Regions from separate parts of the Homo sapiens genome. Here region 1 is linked to region 2. Evidence: chromatin loops called from intact Hi-C (ENCODE). Cell type or tissue: adrenal gland. All regions are shown on one strand. Links, peaks and the distances in the headings refer to the core of each region. The heading gives the core; the rest is flanking DNA.

The links. Peaks named below come from ENCODE experiments on the same cell type or tissue, not always from the same donor. Only the 100,000 strongest peaks of a DNase experiment are listed, where the experiment ranks them.
Region 1: a loop joins it to region 2, with 2.0 times the contacts of the local background. A loop is called at or near these places in 2 of 110 quality-filtered maps.

The regions. Positions count from the first base shown.
Region 1 is chr17:80,128,428-80,137,633 of GRCh38, reverse strand. It overlaps EIF4A3 (eukaryotic translation initiation factor 4A3), which reads left to right. Exons shown (of 12, transcript NM_014740.4): 9 at 133-248; 10 at 1,299-1,406; 11 at 1,503-1,630; 12 at 2,128-3,265. The coding sequence ends at 2,144. Among named protein-coding and RNA genes, the nearest start is that of EIF4A3, 14 kb to the left of the region's middle. RefSeq lists a silencer at 3,911-4,076. In adrenal gland, for the core only: no CTCF peak of the experiment used is centred there; no DNase peak of the experiment used is centred there.
Region 2 is chr17:80,386,152-80,401,839 of GRCh38, reverse strand. It overlaps RNF213 (ring finger protein 213), which reads right to left. Exons shown (of 68, transcript NM_001256071.3): 62 at 15,410-15,590; 63 at 14,949-15,150; 64 at 13,151-13,228; 65 at 12,473-12,667; 66 at 11,923-12,012; 67 at 11,644-11,828; 68 at 3,046-8,495. The coding sequence ends at 8,342. All of the region lies in intron 1 of RNF213-AS1 (RNF213 antisense RNA 1), which reads left to right. Among named protein-coding and RNA genes, the nearest start is that of ENDOV, 21 kb to the left of the region's middle. RefSeq lists enhancers at 3,410-3,916, 3,917-4,424, 6,070-6,571, 15,331-15,688. In adrenal gland, for the core only: no CTCF peak of the experiment used is centred there; DNase peaks (open chromatin) are centred at 11,742 and 12,118; H3K27ac peaks cover 340 bases.

The sequences.
Region 1 (9,206 bases), core at 7-5,006, 260 kb after region 2:
GATTCTGAGTTTTAAGAGCAGTTACCTTACGAATATTGATACTGGTTCTGCAAATGATGCGGTAAAGTCCCGAATGCACATCTCTGCTTTGGTATACTAGCTTGCAGTAGCATCTGTTGATTGGATTTGTAGGTGGACTGGCTGACGGAGAAAATGAGGGAAGCCAACTTCACTGTATCCTCAATGCATGGAGACATGCCCCAGAAAGAGCGGGAGTCCATCATGAAGGAGTTCCGGTCGGGCGCCAGGTGGGTCTGCTATGCTGTGGCTCTGCAGGTCAGGGTTTGCTAGACTGTGTCTAAGCACTTCATATGTACCGCCTAAGTGCAGGCCCCACACCCGGGGGGATGCCAAGCTTCTGCTCTGAAAGCTGAGGCCCTGGGTGAGCAGAAAACCTTCCAGTTAAGGAGGGGTCCGCTGTGCTCCTGTAATACTTAGGTTGAGGTGATAACTAGCCTTAACTAGCCAGGTTGGTCACCTTGGTTACAAGCGTGTGTCTTCTTTTCCAGTAAGTAGGGGGGTTTTCTGTTCATCGTTTCGATTAGTTTAATTCCACAGTGGTCAGAAAGCGTGGATTGGGTGGTTTCATTCATTTGAACTTGATTCAGACTTCCTTCTTTGCCCACCTTGTGGTCAGCTTAACATATGTGCTGTGTGTGTCTTTTTTTGTTTGTTTGTTTTTGAGACAGTCTCACTTCGTTACCCAGGCCGGAGTGCAGTGGCACAATCTTGGCTCACTGCAACCTCTGCCTCCTGATTTCAAGTGACTCCTGTGTCTCAGCCTCCCGAGTAGCTGGAATGGCTAATTTTTTTTTTTTTTTTTCATTTTTAGTAGAGATGGGGTTTCACCATGTTGGCCAGGCTGGTCTCGAACTCCTGACCTCAGGTGATCCATCTGCCTCAGCCTCTGGCAGTGCTGGGATTACAGGCATAAGCCGCCGCCATGCCCGGCTGAAGTTACCGTTTTTAATTTTTTGCTAGGCAAAAGTGAAGTATTTTTCCCAATTATTGGTTTAGGACCGATTAAACAAGTTAAAGATAGTCTAGTAAAAGATGTCTATTTTTTTAATCTGATGGAGCACATGACCGAAGTAACTAAATCCACCAACAGCCCCTCTGCACAGGGGTTTCTGGTGCTGTCCCTGAGGCTTCACGTTTGCAGACAGACTGTTGAGAGAGGAGAATCTCGTATATTTTGGACCTGCAGCCAGGATTCCTTAAAATTAGCAATGGAAGCAAGTCCAGTCTTACACTTGTATGAGTAATTTAATCGCCTCAAACACTCTTTCTTTTTGCAGCCGAGTGCTTATTTCTACAGATGTCTGGGCCAGGGGGTTGGATGTCCCTCAGGTGTCCCTCATCATTAACTATGATCTCCCTAATAACAGAGAATTGTACATACACAGGTAAGGTGCAAGCTCTCATTGGCTTCACTTCTGTGACACATTTACTAAATCTTGATTGTTATATATACTAACTGTAATATTATTTTATTCCTGAAGAATTGGGAGATCAGGTCGATACGGCCGGAAGGGTGTGGCCATTAACTTTGTAAAGAATGACGACATCCGCATCCTCAGAGATATCGAGCAGTACTATTCCACTCAGATTGATGAGATGCCGATGAACGGTAGGAAATCGTCCAGCTCTACTGTAATTGTAGAGGGAACTTCCCTATTCTTAGTTTGGGGCACCTGAGTTTGTTTTTTTGTTGTTGTGGGTTTTTTTGTTTTGTTTTTGAGACGAAGTTTCGCTCTGTCACCCAGGCTGGAGTGCAGTGGCGCGATTTCGGCTCACTGCAACCTCTGCCTCCTGGGTTCAAGCAATTCTCCTGCCTCAGCCTCCTGAGTAGCTGGAATTACAGACACGTGCACCATAGCCAGCTAATTTTTGTATTTTTAGTAGAGACGGGGTTTCACCATGTTGGCCAGGCTGGTCTCGAACTCCTGGCCTCAAATGATCTGCCCACCTCAGCCTCCCAAAGTGCTGGGATTACAGGCGTGAGCCACTATGTCTGGCCTGTTTTTTGTTTTGAGAAGTCTGTTGTGAGGTTTTAGTTAAATTTACGTTAACAAATTTTCATTTTGTTTGTGTTGTTCCTTAATCTGTTTCTTTCTTCACTTTCAGTTGCTGATCTTATCTGAAGCAGCAGATCAGTGGGATGAGGGAGACTGTTCACCTGCTGTGTACTCCTGTTTGGAAGTATTTAGATCCAGATTCTACTTAATGGGGTTTATATGGACTTTCTTCTCATAAATGGCCTGCCGTCTCCCTTCCTTTGAAGAGGATATGGGGATTCTGCTCTCTTTTCTTATTTACATGTAAATAATACATTGTTCTAAGTCTTTTTCATTAAAAATTTAAAACTTTTCCCATAAACTCTATACTTCTAAGGTGCCACCACCTTCTCTAGTAACTTACTGTGTAGTCTTGGGTCATTTCACTCACTTTTCTTTTTTTCTTTTCTTTTTCTTTTTTTTTTTTGAGACAGTCTCCCTCTGTTGCCCAGGCAGGAGCGCAGTGGCGTGATCTCCTCTCACCGCAAGCTCCACTTCCTGGGTTCATGCCATTCTCCTACCTCAGCCTCCCACGTAGCTGGGAGTACAGGCGGCCGCCACCATGCCAGGCTAATTTTTTTGTATTTTCAGTAGAGACGGGGTTTCACCGTGTTAGCCAAGATGGTCTCGATCTCCTGACCTCGTGATCCACCCACCTCGGCCTCCCAAAGTGCTGGGATTACAGGCGTGAGCCACTGCACCCGGCCCATTTCACTCACTTTTCTAATCTTTTTTTTTGGAAAGAGTTTCATCGTTGATGAGTTTTGCTCTGCTGCCCAGGCTGAAGAGCAGTGGCACCATCACAACTCATTGCAGCCACAACCTCCTGGGCTCAAGCGATCCTCTCACCTCACCCTCCTGAGTAGCTGGGACTACAGGTGCATGCCAGCACATCTGGCTAATATTTAAATTTTTTGTAGAGACAGGGTCTCACTTTGTGGCCTAGGCTGGTCTGTCACTCATGGGTTTAAGTGATTCTCCCATCTTGGCCTTACAAAGTGCTGGGATAACAGGTGTGAGCCACCATGCCTGGCCTCATTTTTCTAATTTTTTTTTTTTGTTGTTTTTTTGAGAGCCCAGGATCTCCCTGTCGCCCAGGCAGGAGTATAGTGGCAGGATCATGACTTACCACAATGTTGACAAACTAAAACAGATAATTATCTGTTTAAATATTTAAATTATTAAAGTATTTAAGTTATCTGTTGAAATATTTAAAGTAATTACCTGTAGCTTTATAGGCACACAGCACCACAGCTGCCCAATTTTTAATTTTTTAAATGTTTTTAAAGACAGGGTCTCCCTCTGTTGACCAGGCTGGTCTTAAACTCCTGACTTCAAGCAGTCCTCCCGCCTCAGCCTCTCAAAGTGCTGGGATTACACACATGAGCCACAGACCGGGCTCTAATATTTGAAATGGAAATGTTAAAACTGGCCCCTCCCTTCCTGAAATTAGTTGGGATGATAATCTTTATTTCCGGGTTAGGGTGAGCTTGGAAATAATTTTTAAATTTCATCAGGTGATTCTACTTGAAGGCATCTGAAATTCTATAGTTTATGAATGGAACTTCCTTTCACTGAAACTGTGACTGGACCCTTGCTAGCCAGCTGGTGGCTGGTAGACCAGCTGCATCATCAGGAGTTGGTTAGAAATGCAAGTGCTCGGGCCCTGTCCTGGCTTGCTGAGTGAGAACCTGCAGGTAACAAGACTCCCAGGTGGCACTGCTGGCCGAGCGGGAGGAGCACGAGACTACAGGCCCAGGCAGCTTAATGAGTTCCTGGCAAGGAGGAACCAGATACAGGTGTGTTCAGGGCATTTGCTCAGCAGCAGTGGGGAGTGATGCCCACCACAGCTCTGGCCAGTGCCAGCCTCAATGTCCGTATCTGCAGGCGCCTGAGCTCACTGAGGCTCACCTGGTCTCATCAGGAGCTGCTGCCAGGCTTGTGTTAGAGGTGAGGAGTGGCTCAGGTTTCCACACAGTCACTCCGGAGGACGGAAGGCCTCCATTACCAGTAAGAATGATTCTAGATGAATAAGCACGTGGTGTTACAGTGGAGGAGGCAGCATTGGTGCCTTGGGGAGGAGATGGCAGGAGAAGGGGTGGGGCTTAAGCTACCCCACACACTGTCTAGGAAAGGTCATCCTAAAAGGAAAAATACAGCACAAGTGTTCATAAAAATGTCAAACTGTACTGACAAATCAGAAATGGTATGTGATTATCCAAGATTTAAAAACCACCAGTCCTAAAGGTTGACAAGGAAAGTTTCCAGACTTTCTGGAGAGCAGCCTGGCCCTTGGGCAGTCAGTGATGAAAATGCTATTTCCCTTTGGTGGTGTGTGGTTCTGCTGTAGACAGCTGACTGGAATGTGGACTTCTCCAGGAAGTTCAGCGTTGCTCCTGCCTATACCAGGGAAGGATGCTAAGTGCTCATGGATGGGGGCATGGTGCGGGACAGGGTGGAACATTTGCAGTGATGCTGGGAAGAGAAGGATACAAGAGGTAGAGAACTCATGGAGGTTCTTGGGAGGGTGGTTTGGGGCCAGGATCCTCCCAGAGTCCAAATGGAGTCAAGTTCAGGCAGGGGGTCTGCTGAGCCTTGCTAGGTAGGTATCACTGGGCCTCTGGTCAGGTGGAAAAACTGGCTCTAGATCCTGAGGGGCTTCCCAAGGTCCCCAGCAACTAAATCCAGATGAAAAACCCCTGGGTTATGTACTTCATTACAAAAGTATAATCTCACTGAAAAAAAACATACAAATGCATAATTTGAAAAAGTCATCCTTAATCCTCCTACCCAGATATAACTCACAATTTGATGACTGTCCATCCAGTATTTTAATTTATCTTGTACATCTACCTGTACATAAAGACCTTTTTAAGCAAAAATTGTAACCCACTTTGCCATTATTAACTCAGGTTTTTGCTTAGTAATGTATCATACATATTTCACTACGTTAAAAAAAAAAAAGCTACTTTTCCAGCCTCTATACCATGGCTCCTTTGGAAGCAGTTGAAGATTAATTAGAATAATCTTTTATTTGTTTATTTTTTTGAGATGGAGTTTCGCTCTTGTTGCCCAGGCTGGAGTACAATGGTGTGATCTCGGCTCACTGCAACCTCCACCTCCTGGGTTCAAGCGATTCTCCTGCCTCAGCCTCCTGAGTAGCTGGGATTACAGGTGCCCACCACCACACCTGGCTAATTTTTCATATTTCTAATAGAGTTGGGGTTTCACCATGTTGGCCAGGCTGGTCTCAAATTCCTGACCTCACGTGATCCTCCTGCCTTGGTCTCCCAAAGTGCTGGGATTAGGCATGAGCCACTGTGCCCACCCAGAATAATCTTTAGAAGTGATTTTCTTGATCAAGGTACATGTTTCAAATTAACGTTGCAGAAAGATTTTCCACCAATTTATACTCCTAATGGTATATTTTTTTTTTTTTTGTTTTGTTTTTTTTTTTTGGGTGGTTGAAATTTATTCAACAAATACATATAGGATGCCTTGTCTTAAAGCCAGGCAATTTTCCTAAAAGAAAAACCACATAAAAAGGGTTCTAACCAAGAGCTAGAGTGTCCTGACCCTTTGAGGTATGTCTAAAGTATAGAAATAGAATGGTAATGTTGATGCTGTTGGCATGTTTCTTTGTAGTAAGATTGTTTAAAATAATACATAGACATAAAATGTATGACGAAAATAGCACAGCACCGAAGAAAGGAGTAATGGAAGTATACTGTCAAGATTCTTACACTATTACTTGAAGGCAGATTGTGATGAATTAAAGATGTGAAACATATATAAAAGTGTTAAGCAATTTTTAGGTATGAACCTTTAAAGCAATACAAAAATGTGAAACAGAAATAAACAGCCAACGTAGGAGACAAAATAAGAGTTCTAAGGAATACTTAATCTAAGAATCCTGAAAAGGAAGGAAAAGGGAACAGAGAACTTACGAGATGGACAAATACAAAACGGTAGTAGGTTGAAAACAACCGTGTCAATAATTACATTTATTGCAGATTGTCTGTCTCACCTCAAACTAAAAGAAAAGCAAGCTAAACCCAAAGGAAGCAGAAGAAAGGAAATAATAAAGATGAGAGTAGAAATAAATGAATAGAAAAATAATAGAGAAAATCAACAAAACCAACGGTTCATTCTTTGAAAAGATCAACAAAATTGACACATCTTTAGCAAGTCTAAGGAAAAATAGGTTCAAATAACTAAAATCAAGAATGAAAGAGGTGATGGCACAGCCGACTGTACAGAATACAAAGTATCAGTGCCATGGATTGTTTGCCAACAGATGAACCTTGATAAAATGGAGAAATTCCTAGGACAAACAGATTAAATCAGTAACCAAACTTTCAACAAAGGAAAGCCAAGGCTTGTGAATCCTGCCAAACTTTTACAGAATTATCACCATCACAATTTTTTTTTTTTTTTGACGCAGAGTCTCACACTGTTGCCTGGGCTGGTGTGCAGTGGCACAATCTTGGCTTGCTGCAACCTCCGCCTCCTGGGTTCAAGTGATTCCCTTGCCTCAGCCTCCCAGTAGCTAGGATTACAGGTGCCTGCCACCACATCTGGTTAATTTTTTGTATTTTTAGTAGAGACGGCGTTTTACTGTGTTGGCCGGGCTGATCTCAAACTCCTGATCTTGTGATCTGCCCCCGTCAGATTCCCAAAGTGCTGGATCACGAAATCTTTCAAAAAATATAAGGCAGAACATTTCCCAACTCACCCTGAGGCCAGCATTACCTGATACCAAAACAAAGCTACCACAAAAAAAACTAGATCAATATCATATGAATATAGATGTAAAAATCCTCAAAAAACTGGCAAAACAAATCCAGCAACATATAAAAAGGATTGTACACTGACAAAGTGGGATTTATCGCAGGAATGGAAAGTTGGTTTAATATCCAAAAATCTGTCAATGTAATACACCCTATCAATAGAATAAAGGACAAAGTCCACATAATGATTTACAGATGCAGAAAAAGCATTGGACAAAATCCAGCACCTTTTCAAGATAGAAAATAAGAATGGAAGGGGGCTGCTTCAACCTGATAAACAGCATCGATGAAAAACCACAGCATTACCCGCTAAGGTTGGGAACAAAACAAGAATGCTCTTGCCACGTCTATTCCAACATTGTACTGGAAGTTACGAGCCAGGACAATTAAGCAAGAAAAGAAATAAGGCATCCAGATCGGAAAGGAAGAATCAAAACTCTCTAGTCACGGATGACATGATTTATACCTAGAAAATCTTAAGGAATTTACACATTTAAAAAATCACTTATCAGAACTTATAAATGAGGTCAGCAAGGTTGCAGAATATATGTTCAACATAGGAAAGCCAGTGTTTCTGTACACTAGCAGTCTGAACAACCTGAAAATGAAATTAAGAAAATAATTCCATTTACAATTGCATCAAAAAGAGTGAAATATGTAGGAATAAATTTAACAAAAGAAGGGCTATACTTGTTCACCGAAAACTACAAATAGCTTGTTGAAAGGCATTGCAAACCTAAATATATAAATGTCCCAGGTTCATGGATTGGAAGATAACTTTCCCAAACTGATTGATATAGTTAGTTAGGCTTTGTGCCTCCACCCAGATCTCATCTTGAATTGTAATCCCCCTAATCCCCACATGTCAAGGGACAGACAAGGTGGAGGTAATTGAATCATGGGAGCAGTTCCCCCCATGCTATTCTTGTGATAGTGAGTTCTCACAAGATCTGATGGTTTTATAAGGGGCTCTTCCCACTTCACTTGGCACTTCTTGCCACCTTGTGAAAAAGGTTCCTGCTTCGTCTTCGCCTTCCACCATGATTGTAAGTTTCCTGAGGTCTCCCCAGCCACACTGAACTGTGAGTCAATTAAACTTCTTTCCTTTTTAAAGCACCCGGGCTCAGGCAGTTCTTTATAGCAATATGAAAATGGACTAATATACTGCTCTGCAGTGTTTAGGAGAATGTGGAGAAACTGGAACCCCCATACATTGCTAGTGGGATTGTAAACAGGCACAGCCTTTATGGAAAACAGCTTGGCAGTTCCTCAAAATGTTGAACATAGGAGTTGACCTAGCAATTCTCCTCCTAGGTCTATACTCAAGAGAATTAAAAAATCTGCACACATAAACCTAATGTGTTCATAGCATTGTTCATAAGAGCCAAAAAGTGGACACAAGCCAGATGTTCATCAGCTGTAAGCAAAACTGGTGAATCCACACAATATTACTTGGCAATAAAAAGGCATGAAGTGCTGACACACTACAACCTGGATGAACCTCGGCAATATGCTAGGTGGAAGAAGGCAGACACAAAAGGCCACACGTGGTGTGATTCCATTTACATGAAACGTCCTGAACAGGTAGATCCATAGAGAGATTAGCAGGAAACCATTCACAGTGGTTTCAGGAGCTTGAGGGGGGAGGAGGGGGATGGGTGAAACAAGGAGTGGCTGAAAATGAGTATAGGGTTTCTTTTGAAGGTGATTCTAATGTTCTGGAATTAGATAATCGTGATGGTTGTACAAGTGTACTAACAACTGAATTGCATACTTTAAAATGGTAAATGTTATGGCATGTGAATTACATCTCAGCACAAATATCATGAGGAATCTCATGCATCCTCTAAAATTACACTTAAAAAGCAAAAAGCACGAGCAAGGGAAAACAAGCAAATTGCCTACTGCAAAATTAAAAGACAGATATTGTTAGGCTGGATTATAAAGCCATACACAACTATATACTATTGCTTATGAGAAATATAAAGACAAAAGTGAAAAGATGGAGAAAAATACACCATGGTAACGCACACATCAAAATAAACCTGAAGCAGCTCTATTAATATTAGACAAAGGAGATCTCAGAGCAAAGAATATTGCAAGGGACAAAGAGAGTCATTTGATAATGATAAAGGGGTAATTCATTAAAAGGATATAACAATACTAAATACCTATGCACCTAATAACAGCTTCAAAATACAGGAAATATAGGAAGGAAAAATGGATAAAACTGCAAGGGGAAATAGACAAATCCACAGTGGCAATTGGGGCTTTCAGTAACCCTCTCAGGAACAAGGCACAGGTGTCCTCTCCCTTCTGTTCAATATTACACTGTGGATTCTGGCCAGTGCAACAAGGC
Region 2 (15,688 bases), core at 9,089-14,088:
AAGTGGGCCATGAACTGGGCTGGGTTTTCATCTTCACCTCGGGTAGTTTCTTGTTTGTCATAATTAACAGCTTTGTAAGCTGCCTTTTTAAGCCCTTCAACTAGGCAGGAAACCATGTAATCTCGCGTAGCTATACCTGGGGAATCTGCCTGGTAGTTCCACTGGGGATCTTCTCGGGGAACTGCTCTGATGCCCTCCTGGAGGTCTGGCTCGTGAAGCCGGTGGTTGTCAGTGTGAGATTGGGCTAGAGAAAAAACTCTTTCCCATTTATCTGGGGAGAGGGTAGAAGTTAGGATGACATTTCAGTCACTCCAGGTTAAACTGTAGGACAGAGTTAGATATCGGAATTCCTGTATGTATTTAGTGGGGTCTGATGAGAAAGAGCCTAAACGCTGGCTGATTTGGGAAAGGTCTGATAGAGAAAAAGGCACATGTACCCTGACATATGCCTTCAGCTCCAGCCACCTCTCTATGAGGAAATTGTTGGGCAGATGGGGGAGAGCTGGTCGCAGAAAGAAACTGTAAACCGGACCGGGTGTGGGAGGGAGGTAATAGAAGGGTTATAGGGTGGGGAGCAGAGGCTGAAGAAGAGCTGGAGCCTGATCAGCCTGGCGGGGAGCGAGCTGAGGAGGAGCAGCCTGGGGAGGAGGTGAGGGGTCAGATGGGTCAGCAGAAAAGGAAGATTCACAAGACTCAGCAACGCTCGAGGTTGGGACTGAAGGGACAGGCGGGAGGGAAAGGAGGAGGATTTGGGATGAGTCACAGTGGGAACAGAGACTAGGGAGGGAACGAAGTCTGAAAAATGCCTGGACGTAAGGCACCTCAGACTATTTGCCCATTTTTCGACAAAAATTATCTAGGTCTTGCAGGATGGAGAAATCAAAAGTGCCATTTTCTGGCCATTTAGAACCATTGTCGAGTTCGTACTGGGGCCAAGCGGTGTTGCAGAAGAAAATAAGATGCTTAGATTTTAGGTCAAGTGAGAGTTGAAGAGGTTTTAAGTTCTTGAGAACACAGGCTAAGGGAGAAGAAGGAGGAATGGAGGGTGAAAGGTTGCCCACAGTGAAGGAGGCCAGTTTAAAGAGAAGGGTAGAGACACGGAGAAGGGGGGTAGGGAGCAGCCGTGGGCTGCAATGTGGGTGAGCAGCCAAAGCAGGTTGTCCCCGCAATTGACTTGCCACCAAGGGAATGTGGGTGAATGACCAAGGCAGGCATCCCCACAGTGATTAGACACCAGTGGAGTGTGGGTGAATAATCAGGCAGGCGTCCCTGCAGTCATTAAACACCAGGGGAAGACTGTCTTGCCGAGTCCGTGACTGGCGCCGGAGTTTTGGGTCCACGGATAAAATATGTCTCCTTTGTCTCTACTAGAGAGGAAAAAGAACTGGAATTGGAAGGACAGGGAGACTGAAGGGTAGCGAGAGAGGCTGGAGAAGAGAGTGAAAAGACCACTTACCCGATTTGAAATTCATGAGATGTTCCTTGGGCTGGTTGGTCTGAGAACCCGAGGTTGTACGTGGATCTCCTCATGGAGTGAGGATGAGGACAGGGGACCGGTCTCTGTAAGGAGTACTCCCGTCCCGGATCTTTGGTACCAAATGTCACGCACGTCACACGCATCCGTGTGAAGAGACCACCAAACAGGCTTTGTGTGAGCAACAAGGCTGTTTATTTCACCTGGGTGCAGGCGGGCTGAGTCCAAAAAGAGAGTCAGCAAAGTGTGGTGGGATTATCATTAGTTCTTGTAGGTTTGGGATAGGCGGTGGAGTTAGGAGCAATGTTTTGCAGGCAGGGGGTGGATCTCACAAAGTACATTCTCAAGGGTGGGATTACAAAGAATTACGAAGAACCTTCTTAAGGGTGGGAGAGATTACAAAGTACATTGATCAGTTAGGATGGGGCAGAAACAAATCACAATGGTGGAATGTCATCAGTTAAGGCTATTTTCACTTCCTTTGTGGATCTTCAGTTGCTTCAGGCCATCTGGATGTATACGTGCAGGTCCCTGGGGATATGATGGCTTAGCTTGGGCTCAGAGGCCTGACACTTGCACATAAACTGTTTTTTTTTTCTTTCAATAGTTTTACATTTAGGAGGCCTAGTTACTTTTAAATTATACAACATTTCTTGCATAATTTTTTATAACATTTTTCTCTTTCACGACTTTCGCAGACAATTCTTCGACATGCCTCAACTTTCTGACTTATTACAAACATTTCTTTCTTTAAACAACCAGTTAATTTATTTCAGGACAAGAATTTACCATATAACACTCTTTTTATGTAAATTCTGCCCCTTCTTTTTTTTTTTCCTGAAGATGATAACCATTCTTTTCCAAAGCGAACTTCTTTTATGTCTGTGGACTAGACTGTCTGAGGCCACAAGATCAGAAATTACTATAATACATGTTACACTGTTAACTTTTAGCAAACTTTACTTTTGTTGAAAACCTTGTAAGCTTGGGATTTTAATTATCCTTTGCTATTAGTAAGACCTCGTTTTGTCAAAATTAACTTAGAATTCGTATAGATGGCTTTTTTTTTTTCCTTTAATTACCTGGGAGGAACCATAGATCATCCTTTCCTGAAGGGAGTTCCTCCTAGGTATGGTAGGGCCTTTGTACGGTAATTAAGATTTAGATCCCCTGTTAGGAAACCTGCTGGGTTAAGGGAATTTTCAGTAGTTAAAGTTAAATCATCCTTTTTTTTTTTTCCTTAGGCTACTTCTGAACTGGTGAGGTGTGCTCACAATGAGGTTTCCTGTAAAAGTTATTTTTTTACTTTTTTCTGTTAGCAAAGCAGTTGCAGCTACAGATTGAATGCATTTGAGCCATCCACGGGTTACTGGGTTAAGGATTTTTGATGGGAAGGCCTCAGTGCTTTCGGGATATGCCCTTGTTTACACTGACAACAAAGTGGTATTGGAGTGTTACAGGGTTACAGAGAATACTTTCAATTATCAATTATAGGTTTTAAATTTATCTTGGCTTTTAAAGGAATAGGGTACAGTGTTGTTGTTGTTTCTAACTACTTGTATATATATCTCTTTTTTTCTTTTTTTCCTCTTGATTTTCTGTCTCTTTCTCTTTGACTTTCCTTTTGCCTCTGTCTCTTTCTCTCTCTCTCTCTGACTCCCTCTTTGTCTGTCTCTTCCTCTTTCTCTCTCTGCTGGTCTTTCCTTGCCTCTGCCAGCCACTTATGCTGCTGTTCTCTCAACCACTGTTGGGGCGGGCGGGTGGGGAGTCTAAAACCAGCTGTAACCAAGTGTCTGTGTACGGGAACTGGTGTGGGTACCCTGGCTTACAGGTTACCTTGTGCCATACCTTTGAAACAAGGGACCTGTCCAGGCTTCACTCTGATGGCCAACCTACCTCTAATGCTGGCCAGTCTATCTTACACAAAGTTTTAAGTTTTCCTGGTGTCATAGTACTCCATAGTCTCCCTTAAATCCTTTCCTGAAATTTTTCAGCATAGTTCCTAGTGGGGTGGTCTTACTTTGTGCTTGACCCATGCTTCTTCAAGACAAAACATTACGCTCACCCTACACGCATACCACAAAACAAAGAACAGGTAAAAAGGGCACACACACACTTTTACAGTTTACACCAAACCAAAATCAAAACCAAAATCAGAGTATCAGGATATCCAAGTCAGGTCAAAACCAAAACCAAAGTATCAAGCAATCCAAGTCAAGTCAAAAACAAAAACCAGAGTGCCAGTACAGGCACGCCGTGGGTGATCAGGCCACGCTTCCCCTCAAATGGAGTGGGCAAGTTCCAAAGACCAGTCTTACCAAGTTTCAGATGTCTGGACTCCAAGTGGCAGTTCCTTCCCGGTGTTCAGCCACTGCGTTGATCCTCCTCGGGGGCCTGCTACACACTGCTCTGGCCAGGCATTCCACTGGGGCAATTGCCTGCCTGAGAGCGCTCTCAGGATCCATGTCGCTCAAGCTGGCTGGAGTCCTCCACAGGGATGCTCCACAGGGCAGGCCTAAGCCGTCTGAGGGGCTGCCTCAACCATCCATTAATCACCTAGATTCCTGGTCAGGGAACCAAGAAATGTAGCAGGACAAGCTGCAGAGAAAACCCCTCAGACACGAGTTAAAGAAGGGCTTTATTCAGCCGGGCGCTTCGGCAAGACTCATGTCTCCAACAACTGAGCTCCCCGAGTGAGCAATTCCTGTCCCTTTTAAGGGCTCACAACTCTTAAGGGGTCTGCGTGAGAGGGTCGTGATTGATTGAGCAAGCAGGGGGTACGTGACTGGGGGCTGCATGCACCCGTAATTAGAACGGAACAGAACAGGACAGGGATTTTCACGGTGCTTTTCTATATAATGTCTGTAATCTATAGATAGCATCACTGATTAGGTCAGGCGTCGATCTTTAACTACCAGGCCCAGGGTGTGGTGCAGGCTGTCTGCTTGTGGATTTCATTTCTGCCTTTTAGTTTTTACTTCTCTCTTTGGAGGCAGAAATTGGGCGTAAGACAATATGTGGGGTGGTCTCCTCCCTTAAGAGCACTGACAGATATTTCACAGACGAGGAAACTGAAGCTTAGAGAGGTCGAGCCACTTGCCCATGGCTGTAGAACTGGCAAATGGGAGAGCCAGGACCCACATTCAGGCCTGTCTGGGCTGGGCTGTGTGTCAGCTTTGTTGGGTTCCAGAGTGGTCAGGGTGAAGGAGCCCTTGGATTTGGTAATTAGGAGTCACTCATGGACCTGTGGCGATGGGGCAAAGATCGTGGGTTCTGAGGAAGTGGCTGTCCTCTGGGTTGAGGTTCTGTTGCGCTTCAGGGCACAGGTAGCAGTGATCATGAAGGAATACTGGGGAAGGTAGGACCCTTATAGTAAGTTTAGGTGTGAGGGGAAGCACAGCAGGGCTGAAGGCGTTTTTTATGGGCTGTGGAGCACCTGAGCAGGGGCAGCCTGGTGGAGCACTTGCTGGACCCAGGGCCCCTCCAGTCTCTCCTGCTTCCCCCTGCTTTGGCCCCAGGTTGCTTTCGCATACACCCCCACCTCCTCAAAAGGGCTATCCCCAGCATATCCTGCAGAGAGGGTGATTAGGTGTGACTTCTGACCAAAGTTGCTCTGGTTGGGGGGGGGGGGTGGGGGGGAAATGCACTTTCCTGGCGCTTGTTTTTCCAGCTGGAAACGGGATTCGTAATGGTAATGGTTGAACTTAATGAACGTGATAGGATGAGAATAATGCAGAATGCAATATAAATGCTAATCATGGCTTGGATTGTTACTCAGCTCGAGGCTCAGGTTTTCTCCAGCCACCTCCCCAGTTATGCAACCTTCACACTTTATGTATCAAATCAGAGGTGTTTTCCTTCAGCACACTAGTGCCTGTGTGCATGGCTAGACTTGGGTGGCTTTACCTACTTGGCCCTGAGCTGACATTTTCTTCCCAATATTTATCACTGGAAGTTTGTTTCTAAATTGGAATTGCCTGAACATACAGGAGTAACTGAAATAGCTCAGGGCCGTCTCGGTTAACACATGCACAAAGTCTCATAACTATTCATGAAAGGCAAATAATTTGCACACACAATAAGGTCCTTATTTTATTTTTTTTTGAGACAGGGTCTCACTCTGTCACCCAGGTTGGAGTGCAGTGGTGCAATCATAGCTCACTGCAGCCTCAAACTCCCAGGCTCAAGCAATCCTCATACCTCAGCCTCCCAGGTAGCTGGGATTACAGGTGTGCACACCTAATTTTTTCAGTCAGGTCTCAAAGAGAAGGAGATAATGATCAGTTGTGAAGATTTTCAGGTAAATCACCACCAAGGTAGGGCTGAAAGCAGAAAGAACTCTGCAGCAGGGAACTGTCCAGGGAGGCGGGTATGAGTGGGAGTGAGGATGAATAAAGGGTTGGGAGGGGGAAGGTCAGGGTTGGTGATGAGGCATCCATGGCGGAAACGGGAACTGCAGGGTGAGGTGAGGCTGGCGCAGGGCAGACAAAGTGAGTCTTCCGGTGCAGGCCAGCATGCCTCCTCTTCTTGCTGTGGTTCTAGACCACAGGTTTCTCGCCTGGAAGAACCTTTCCTTTTTGGAAGAGAAAATGCAGTTTTCCCCCTGAAGGGGCATTTTTAGCACTCCAACGTCAGTGGGCTCCTGGAAGGGTTACTGTTTATCTCTTACCCCGCAAGTGGACTCAGGGGTGAAGTTAGTTAGCTCCTACCTGTACCCCGTTAGCTGCAGCCCCGCTGTGTCCAGTGAAGTCATTTCAGGCAGGGCATGGGGGACTCCTTCTGAGGCAGAGGTGTAAGCGTTTCAGTCCCAGATCGGCTACAGGGAGTGGCGCTCAGCTCCACTGTGGAGTCGCCAGGATGCTGTCATTTTGTCCAGAGGAAAAGTCCACCGTCTCACATGTGAAGGCAGAGCCTGTTTTCTGTGTGCACAGTCTGAACACACTACTTCATGGGTGCTTCTAAAGGACATTTCCACAAAGAACACAAACGATTCCCAAAAGCCTAGCTGATGTCTATGTGCCATAAATAGAAGCTCTGCCCCCAGAGAGAAGAGTTCTTTAGCAGCAAAACTCCAGTTTATTAAGACAGGTGTGACAAGTAAAATAAAATTCATTTTTTTTTTTTTTGCCTCTGCTAGGCCAGTATATTTCTGTACAAACAAGATAATGCAAGATTTGACAGTTAAGGCTTTGAAGCACAGCACACAAAATGAAACAATTTAAAACCCCTTCATAAAAATGGGAAAAATTCCCAGGCCAAAGGAAAAAAAAAGCCTTCACAGAAAGAGACTGACACTCGACTCCCCCCCTGCTGAGGTGTGGCCAGTGAGTCTGGGTGTGAGCTGCCACCTGACAGCCAGCTCTGAGGTATCAAAGGAGCTCCGAGTGCAAGTTGAAGACTTCAGCAAGCCAGCCCCCGGCCCCCACACCCGTTCATAGGCAGTCGGAATGCAGATCTCGGTGGCAGGTGGCTCTGCACAGTCCAGAGTGATAAAACAATCACAGATGACTAAATGCCAGGGACTGTGTGAAGTCAGTTACTGCCTGCAGTCTGGGTCACTCTGCCCTTCATCAGACACTGGTGGCACCATGACAGTGAGGAGAACGGAGCACAGTTCCTTCCGTGCCTCCTGCCGGCGCTGCTCAAGGTGTGCATGGCTGAGTCCTGGACAAGCATTTTGTATTTTTGTAGTTCTCACTCCTTAGGCCCAATTTCAAGTTAAGTCGTTAACTCATTTAGAATGAATATTAAGGATACTGCCTCTAACATATCAATAGCTGTGCTGAGCTGTCTAGGAAGAGAAATTAGTCCAGAGAGGTCCTAAGTATCAAAGCAGATTTTGTAAAGAAAAAAGGCAACACGTCAGTGAGAAAAGCAGCACAAGATCCGGGCTCGGGGACTCTTTTCCCTCTTTCCGAAACATAACTGGTTTTGTATGTGCTCTGAGTCCTAGTTTTTATGTCTTGGCTGAGAACCACAGAAAGGACTAGATATTCATACATGCGAGAGCACACTGAGACTGCATGTTTATTTGGCATAATGCTAGAAAAAAGTCCGCAAAGAACTGCCAGAACCAGGCCTGTGACCAAGTTTACAGTCATCTAGTTTCTCTCACAATTTCAAAATGTCAGATCAGAAGAATCTTTGGCGATTAATCCACTCTCCATTTTATGCGTGAGAAAACCAAGGCCCTGATGGTGTCCCTGGTCCAAGTCCAGTGCCTTTCACAATGAGGCTTTTGGCTCTTACCCTCTGAAGTGGGGCAGTGGCTCACTGTGAGGGGAGAGGGTCAGATCTTGTTAGTTTGATCTTAAGGCACTCACAAAATGCCCTGATTTTTCTTGTCTTTGTGAGAAGACAAAAAACAGTCTGGTAGTTTTTCACATCATCGTGGGAACCCAGAAATATATGTACAGTACTCAGAATTTAAGGGAATGGAAGAAAGAAGAAAATGAGATTCTCTTTTGTGAGTACAGAATTAGAAGAAAAAAAAAAAGAGGGGTGGGCAGTGCCAGAGGCGAACGGGCACAGGTCATTACTGCGTGTGTGGCTGAGCTACAAGTCTCCTGGAATGTAAACAATGTTGGTTTATTTCCAATTTCATCTAATCTTCATTGTCATCTCTCAATGAACAGTACTCATAAAATGATGAGAAAGTTTCAGAACATGTATGTACATGGTTCAGAAACAGCTCGGCTTTCAAAAAGCTGTCAGCTCAGGTAGCACGCCTTGGTCTTGAATTCGGTGCTACGCTGACAGCTCTCCTTCTGAATGCAAAGGCACCAGTCCATGATCAAGTCCACGCCGCAGACGAGGAGAGAGGAGTCTTCTCTCCAAAGTCATCCAAAGATAGCTGAGGAAATAATTCTATCTCATTTCTCGATTCCATTTCAGCACAGCAGCTGTTTTCCACACTGAGACACAGCTGGCGAGCAGTATCTCTTCTGGGAACTGAGATGCCATTTCAGGAAGAATTTCACTTTCTTTAGTTTGCATGTAACTTACGAGAGTGTCTCTCAGGCTGAAAAACCAAAGAAGAGAGCATTTAAAACAGTCTCCTCAGCATGGTGGCTCACGTGTGTAAGCCCAGCACTGTGTGGCTCACGTGTGTAAGCCCAGCACTGTGGGAGGCTGAGGTGGGTGGGTCAGTGGAGGTCAGGAGTTCAAGACCAGCCTGGGCAACATGGCGAAACCCTGTCTCTAGCAAAAATACAAAAATTAGCTGGGCACGTGGTGGTGTATGCCTATAGTCCGAAGCTACTCAGGAGGCTGAGGTGGGAGGACCACTTGAGTCCAGGAGGTGGAGGCTACAGCGAGCTGAGATTGCACAACTGCACTCCAGCCTGGGCCACAGTGAGATCCTGTCTCAAAAAAAAAGGCTCCCATATAACATAAGGGGACCAATCAGTCCCCTCATGTTACTTTTTCCCGTTGTCATCAGCAGAACCAAAATGCTCGTTAAGACTTAAAATCCTAGGCCAGGCGCAGTGGCTCACGCCTATAATCCTAGCACTTTGGGAGGCTGAGGCAGGTGGATCACTTGAAGTCAGGAGTTCGAGACCAGCCTAGCCAACATGGAGAAACCCTGTCTCTAGTAAAAATACAAAAATTAGCCAGGCATGGCGGTGGGTGCCTGTAATCCCAGCTACTCGGGAGGCTGAGGCAGGAAAATCACTTGAACCCAGGAGGTGGAGCTTGCAGTGAGCCGAGATTGCACCACTGCACTCCAGCCTGGGCGACAGAGCGAGAAAAAAAAAAAACCCAGAAATCCTGAGGAGCAGTTTAAGGTCAATGACCTGAGCTCCTGAACTGGGACTAGCATCCTGGGTTCAAGGCTCTGGTGCCTGACTGCTGCTTCCCACATGCAGTACACAAACACGACAGAAGCCCACGGAGCAAGCCCTGTGCTGGCCCCTTCACATGACTTTAGGCCCTCTAGCAAGGTGATGTTTATTTACAGGGTTGCATAAACAAGGCCTCACCATTCAAAAAACCTTGTATTCTATTACATGTTTCACATTAACAAAGACTGGAAATTCTCTAGGAAAGGGATCTTTTTTATCTACATGAAAAGCACAGGCTAGTAAAGACTTGTTGAAAAAGTTGAAAGAACATAAATGTATATGGTATATGCCACATAGCATAATGGAGGAAGATAGCAAATAGGAAACATATTGGTGAGGAAGACTGGAGTTTGATGATCTAGTCAGGAAAACATCAAGTTAAATCCTTACTTTACACCTAAACATAAACTGGTGAATAAAACAAGTATGTGAAAGCACAAGAAGAGAGAGGACAGGCCGGGCGCAGTGGCTCACGCCTGTAATCCTAGCACTTTGGGAGGCCGAGACGGGCAGATCACTTGAGGTCAGGAGATCGAGACCAGCCTGGTCAACATGGTGAAACCCGTCTCTACTAAAAGTACAAAAAAATTAGCCGGGCAGGTGCATGCCTGTAGTCCCAGCTACTCGGGAGGCTGAGGCAGGAGAATCGCTTGAACCCAGGAGGCAGAGGTTGCAGTGAGCTAAGATGACACCATTGCACTCTAGCCTGGATGACACAGCAAGACTCCATCTCAAAAAAAAAAAAAAAAAAAAAAAAAAAAGGCTAGTTTATAATCCTGGGATAAGGAAGATCCTAGTAAGTGTTTTTGTATAGAGACCCTTTATAGGAAAATTCTGTCAGATTTGACTTCATAAAATTAAAGGCTGAAATAGAGCACTGTGGCACACGGCAGAGAAGATGAACCCCTGTTCTATGCAAAGAGCTCTCACAACCATTACAGAGACAAAGCGCAAAAGAAAAAGATACGAAGAGGTAATTTAGGCTGGGTGTGGTGGCCAAAGCTTGTGAATCACTTGAGGTCAGGAGCTCGAGACCAGCCTGGCCACGTGGAGAAACCCCGTCTCTGTACTAAAATAGAAAAAATTAGCTGGGCGTGATGGTTGGCACCTGTAATCCCAGCTACTAGGGAGGCTAAGGCAGGAGAATCGATTGAACCCAGAAGGCAGCGGTTGCACTAAGCCAAGATTGCGCCACTGCACTCCAGCTTGGGTGGGAGTGAGACACGGTCTCAAAAAATAAAACATAAAGGCAATTCAGAGGATGATATACAAATGGGTGATAAATATAAAAAACATGTTCAGCCTCACGGTAAATGGGGAAATACAACTGAAAATGAGATACCATTTTGGCCTTTAGATTGGCAACTATGTAAAAGATGGATAATATCCAATGTTGAGTATTCTCATACACTCTTTATACATTGGTATAGCTTTTTCTATTCTTTTTTTTGTTTGTTTTTGAGATGAAGTCTCCCTCTGTTGCCCAGGCTGGAGTGCAGTGGTGCGATCTCAGCTCACTGCAATCTCCACCTCCCAGGTTAAAGCAATTCTCCTGCCTCAGCCTCCTGAGTAGGTGGGACTGCAGGTGTGTACCACCATGCCTGGCTAATTTTTGTATTTTTAGTAGAAACAGAGTTTCACCAGTTGGCCAGGCTGGTCTTGAACTCCTGACCTCAGGTGATCCACCCACCTCGGCCTCCCAAAGTGCTGGGATTACAGGGTAAGCCTCCACACCCGGCCTAGGATAGCTTTTTCTATCAAATTTAAAATGTACCTCTCTTTGACATAGTCTACTTGTTATAAAATTAGAATATATGACTTTTAGGCTGGGTGTAGTGGCTCACGCCTTTTCATTCTAGCACTTTGAGAGGCCAAAGCGGGCAGATCATTTCAGGCCAGGAGTTCGAGACCAGCCTGGCCAACACAGTGAAACTCTGTCTCTACTAAAAATACAAAAATTAGCCAGGCATGGTGGTACACGCCTGTAGTCCCAGCTATTTGGGAAGCTGAGGCATGAGACTCGCTTGAACCTGGGAGGCAGAGGTTGCAGTGAGCCAAGGTTGCAGTGAGTTGAGATTACTCCACTGCACTCCAGCCTGGGTAACAGGGCAAGACTCTTGTCTGAAAAACACTTGTGTAATTGCTTAAAGAAAACCCAGTAGAGATTAAAACCAAAAAGCCAGTCCTCAGGTGCCCTGGTAATGACAAAAAGCAGGAAATGGGATTCTGTGGTAAGAAAAGAACTATTTTTGTGTCTATAGAAGATCACAGGAGAGACAGCACAACATTGTGTCTGCCCCGCCCCATAGGTGTGCAAATCCATACCTCCACTGAGGGCGGAAGCGCTCCTCGGTTTGGGTTTGGGGGTTCTTTAGTTTCAAGATTATCATTTCGTGCAGCTCTAGCAGGAAGGCGTCTAGGCCAGTCTGATTTAGGAATGTGCTGAGGAGCTTAGCATTTTCCGGGCTCAGATCCGCTTTGTACCTTGAACTGATTTCCCCAAATGGCTCCTAAAACGACGGAAGAGCAAATGAAGCATTAAAGCCTGCAGGGAGAAGGGAGCGCAGTCCCTCTGTCCAGCAGAGAGGAAGAGACCAGACTTACTTTGTGCAGCCGCAGCAGCTGTTCAGACTTATGAGCAGACAGGAACTGCCAGAGGGCAATGGTGTGTTTTAACTGGCATCTGTTTAAGGCCTGCAGAAGGAATAGAATTCCTGAGTGGGGGCTGAGGTCTCACACCCCCACTCATGTCGTGCACCAGGGAGCCTGAGTGCTCTCCACACAGGCATTCTTCTCTTCGTTCTGCCCTGTACTAATGTGATCTCCCTCCTTGTGAAGGCCATCTCTGTCCTATCTACCAGTTCCCTCCTGCGGCACCTCACAGCCCGCTCACATCACGCTGTTTGCAGGGGCCTCATGTACTCAGTCACATTTGGGCTCTATCTAGACTGCTGGCATTTCTAGCGCGTGTCTGTCTCTACTGTCCCTGGTGTGTCCTGTTTATGCTGGACTGACTGGGTGAGCAGTTGTTCTTGTCTCCCCATCCTTTTCAGGAGCGCCTAGAGTGGCACTCCCTGAATGCTCCTATCCCTCGCGGGAAGCAGGAGACCAGGGTGAGGGGCTGTGCTGATTTCCTTTTCGGTGTGAGACCCACCTTTAACACGTGAATCGTCTGATCACCCATTTGCAGGATGTCTTGAGTATACACATTCAGCTGCATGTTTGGATCCCCACCAGCTGTGCTCAGAAACCCCAGAGTGACTTCTACGACAGACAGCACTTCACAGGCATCGCTGTAGGACTGCAGCTGTCCACTGATGGCACTAATGACCGAGCTGGGGAGGGAGTCCTGGGAAATGAAAAGCAGGAGAGGGATGTCTGTGGGCTGGGTTTCTGGCATCTCACCACCTGGTAAGAGAGCCGAGCCCCTTCACTGCCCAAGCCACATGCGGGGGGCCAACTCTCTAACAGCTGACACTTGGGCGCACGGTGTGCAGGCAGTTCCTGGAGGCCATGGAGACACACAGGTCTACCTATCAGTACCCGCATGCGGAGAGCAGGAACAAATCGGTTCCATGGACTTCCCGCTTCAGCAGGCATGGCCATGCATCAACATCATTCCTAAGAATCAAACCCACAAGATGTCAATCTGCTTTTACTCTACAAGAAAACTTGCTGATTTGCTGTCTTGCTTGCTCTCTGTAAGGGAGGCCGCAGAAACTGTGGGCTCACAGCAAACACCCGGGGCAAGGCTGGAGTAGGCCTAACACGGAGGGAAACACACTGAGAAGGCAGAAAGCCCCGTGCACAGGATCAGGTTTATCGGGATCACCTGTGCCATTTTGTTCTTGATGTCCATAAAGAGATGTTCATAGTTCCAGTCGTGTCTGTACACCAGAGTGGGTATTCCCTAAATTGGGAAAGAAAAAAGTTTTTTAAAATTAAATCCATCGTGGACATTTCCAGCAGATGACAAACAGAATCTGCAGCCGGAAAACTGCAGCGTAGTGCCGCGCTGCCCTGTGTATCCCTTGGCTAAGAGCGCCCCTCTCCGTCATTAACCCACCATCTATGGAAATAGTAACACAACCGGGAATCCAGCGGAGTCCTCACAGCCAATTACATGACAAGATATTGTCACATCATCGTGGCCTGCTTCGCCACAGGAGGCGCTAGGGCAACAGGTATTTGTGCATATCCCATTCATTTATTCATTCAGCCACTAAAGGCACAGACCATGCACAGGCAGTCACTCTGCCAGAGGAAATGGCTGTGAGAATGAATTAAAAACAGCCTTTGGGAGGCAGAGACGGGCAGATCACGAAGTCAAGAGATCGAGACCATCCTGGCTAACATGGTGAAACCCCGTCTCTACTAAAAATACAAAAAAATTAGCCGGGCATGGTGGCGGGCGCCTGTAGTCCCAGCTACTCGGGAGGCTGCGGCAGGAGAATGGCATGAGTGAACCCGGGAGGTGGAGCTTGCAGCAAGCTGAGATTGCGCCACTGCAATCCAGCCTGGGTGACAGAGCGAGACTCCGTCTCAAAAAAAAAAAAAAAAAAAAAAAATCCATGGGCTCTCACAGTTCCTGGCCCAGTTGCGGGTGGTACCGTACATAAGTACAGTAGATATGACTGCAGCTGGAAGGAACAAGTGCGTCCAGTCAAAGAACAGAGATGGGAAAGTGCCTGCTGTGTGGCTTCAGTGCATGAGGTCACGGGATGCAGTTCAGGGAAATGGGCTAAGTGGCTGGAGGCAGGGCTGGAAGGTTGGGCTGGGCCGAGCTACAGGGCCTCCCATACCAGACAACAGAGTGTCGGCTTTATCCCATATGCCATGAGAGGCCAGGCAGGTCCATCCGGCACAGGATGAAGAGAGCCAGATGTGGGTTTTAGGCCGTGGACTGAAGAACCTGGAGGTGGGCACCAGTTAGGAGTGGCTAGCAGTCCAACGTACAGGATGCTTTTAACTACAGGGTGGGCTTTGGCAGTCAGGTGAGGACACACAGAAGGCACAGCTAATGGCATCTGCTGGCAGGTTACCCATGGAGGCTGAAGGAAGAGGGGCTGTGGGGGTGGTGGTGCCATTAACTGGTAGAATCAAGACCTCAACAATCAGCTGGGTGCAGTGGCTCACGCCTATAATCCCAGCACTTTGGGAGGCCTAGGCGGGTGGATCCCTTGATCCCAAGAGTTCGAGACCAGCCGGGCAACGTGGTGAAGCCCCATCTCTACCAAAAAATACACAAATTAGCTGGGCATGGTGGTGCACACTTGTGATCTCAGCTATTTGGGAAGCTGATGTGAGAGGATCGCTTGAGCCCAGAGGTGGAGGCTTGGCACCACTGCCCTGCAGCCTCGGTGACAGAGTGAGACCCTGTTTCAAAAAAAGACCTCAACAGTTCCTTGGGGGACTGAGGTGCAGATGGCCCTGCAGGAGAGGGCTCAGGAGAGCCCTGCGGCCCGGAGATACAGGTGGCGTGGTGGCCTCGGGAGCTGCAGGTGTGAGGGAGGAGATACAGACCAGACTGCAGGGTGAGGTGCTGCTTCCCTCTCTCGAGAAACACACCAAGGGCTGCTTGTTCACAACAGACACACCAAATGAGCAGCAGTGGCAGGAGTCAGCCCTACCTTGAGGCTCAGCCGGGGCTTGCCCTGGAGGAAGCGGCTGACGATCTGCCGCTGAATCTTCTCCAGATCGAACTCCTGCACGGTCTCTCTGCCCTCCTCCACCTGGTACTGGCAGTTGGAGAGAATCAGTGGAGTCAGGTCCCGCTCCACTTCATAACTGATGACATGCAGTTCAGTGACCTCGGCGGCATCCACGGAATAGCTGAGGGGCAGAAAGACAGCGCTCAGCGTCCAGGCCAGGCATGCGGGCCTAGGGCTCTATGTTGCAGGGAGCAGGCTCCCATTTCTCACAGTTGGAGCAGTGGAAAACCCTACCCAAGTATGGGGCGGGTCACTGGTGGGGGCGGCTGAAGGAGTGAGTGTCTGTTAGGGAAGGGGCTGAAGCTTGCTTGTGTCTGCCCCACTGGGCTTAGGGACTCTGGGCTGAGCAGGCACCACTTCCTGGTGGCTCGTGCACAAACCTGTTGTTTTCCTTGGAGAGTTTTTCCACGGCGTAGACAATTTCATTGTGTAGGCGAATCAAGTAGCTGACGAGAGCGGTAGCACAGAGGCCCAGGCCCCGTCGGCGTGGCAAGAGGATCTCAAACTCAGTGTCCAGATCCAAGTCAGTGCTGCAGTAGTCTTTGGGTAGGTTGATCTCACCTTTAAACGACAGGGTTATGCTTAAGCAGAGAGGAGTTCCAACTCCTCACAGAATCTAGGCGTGGGGAGGAGGGATGCAGAAGCCATCAGCTCCACAC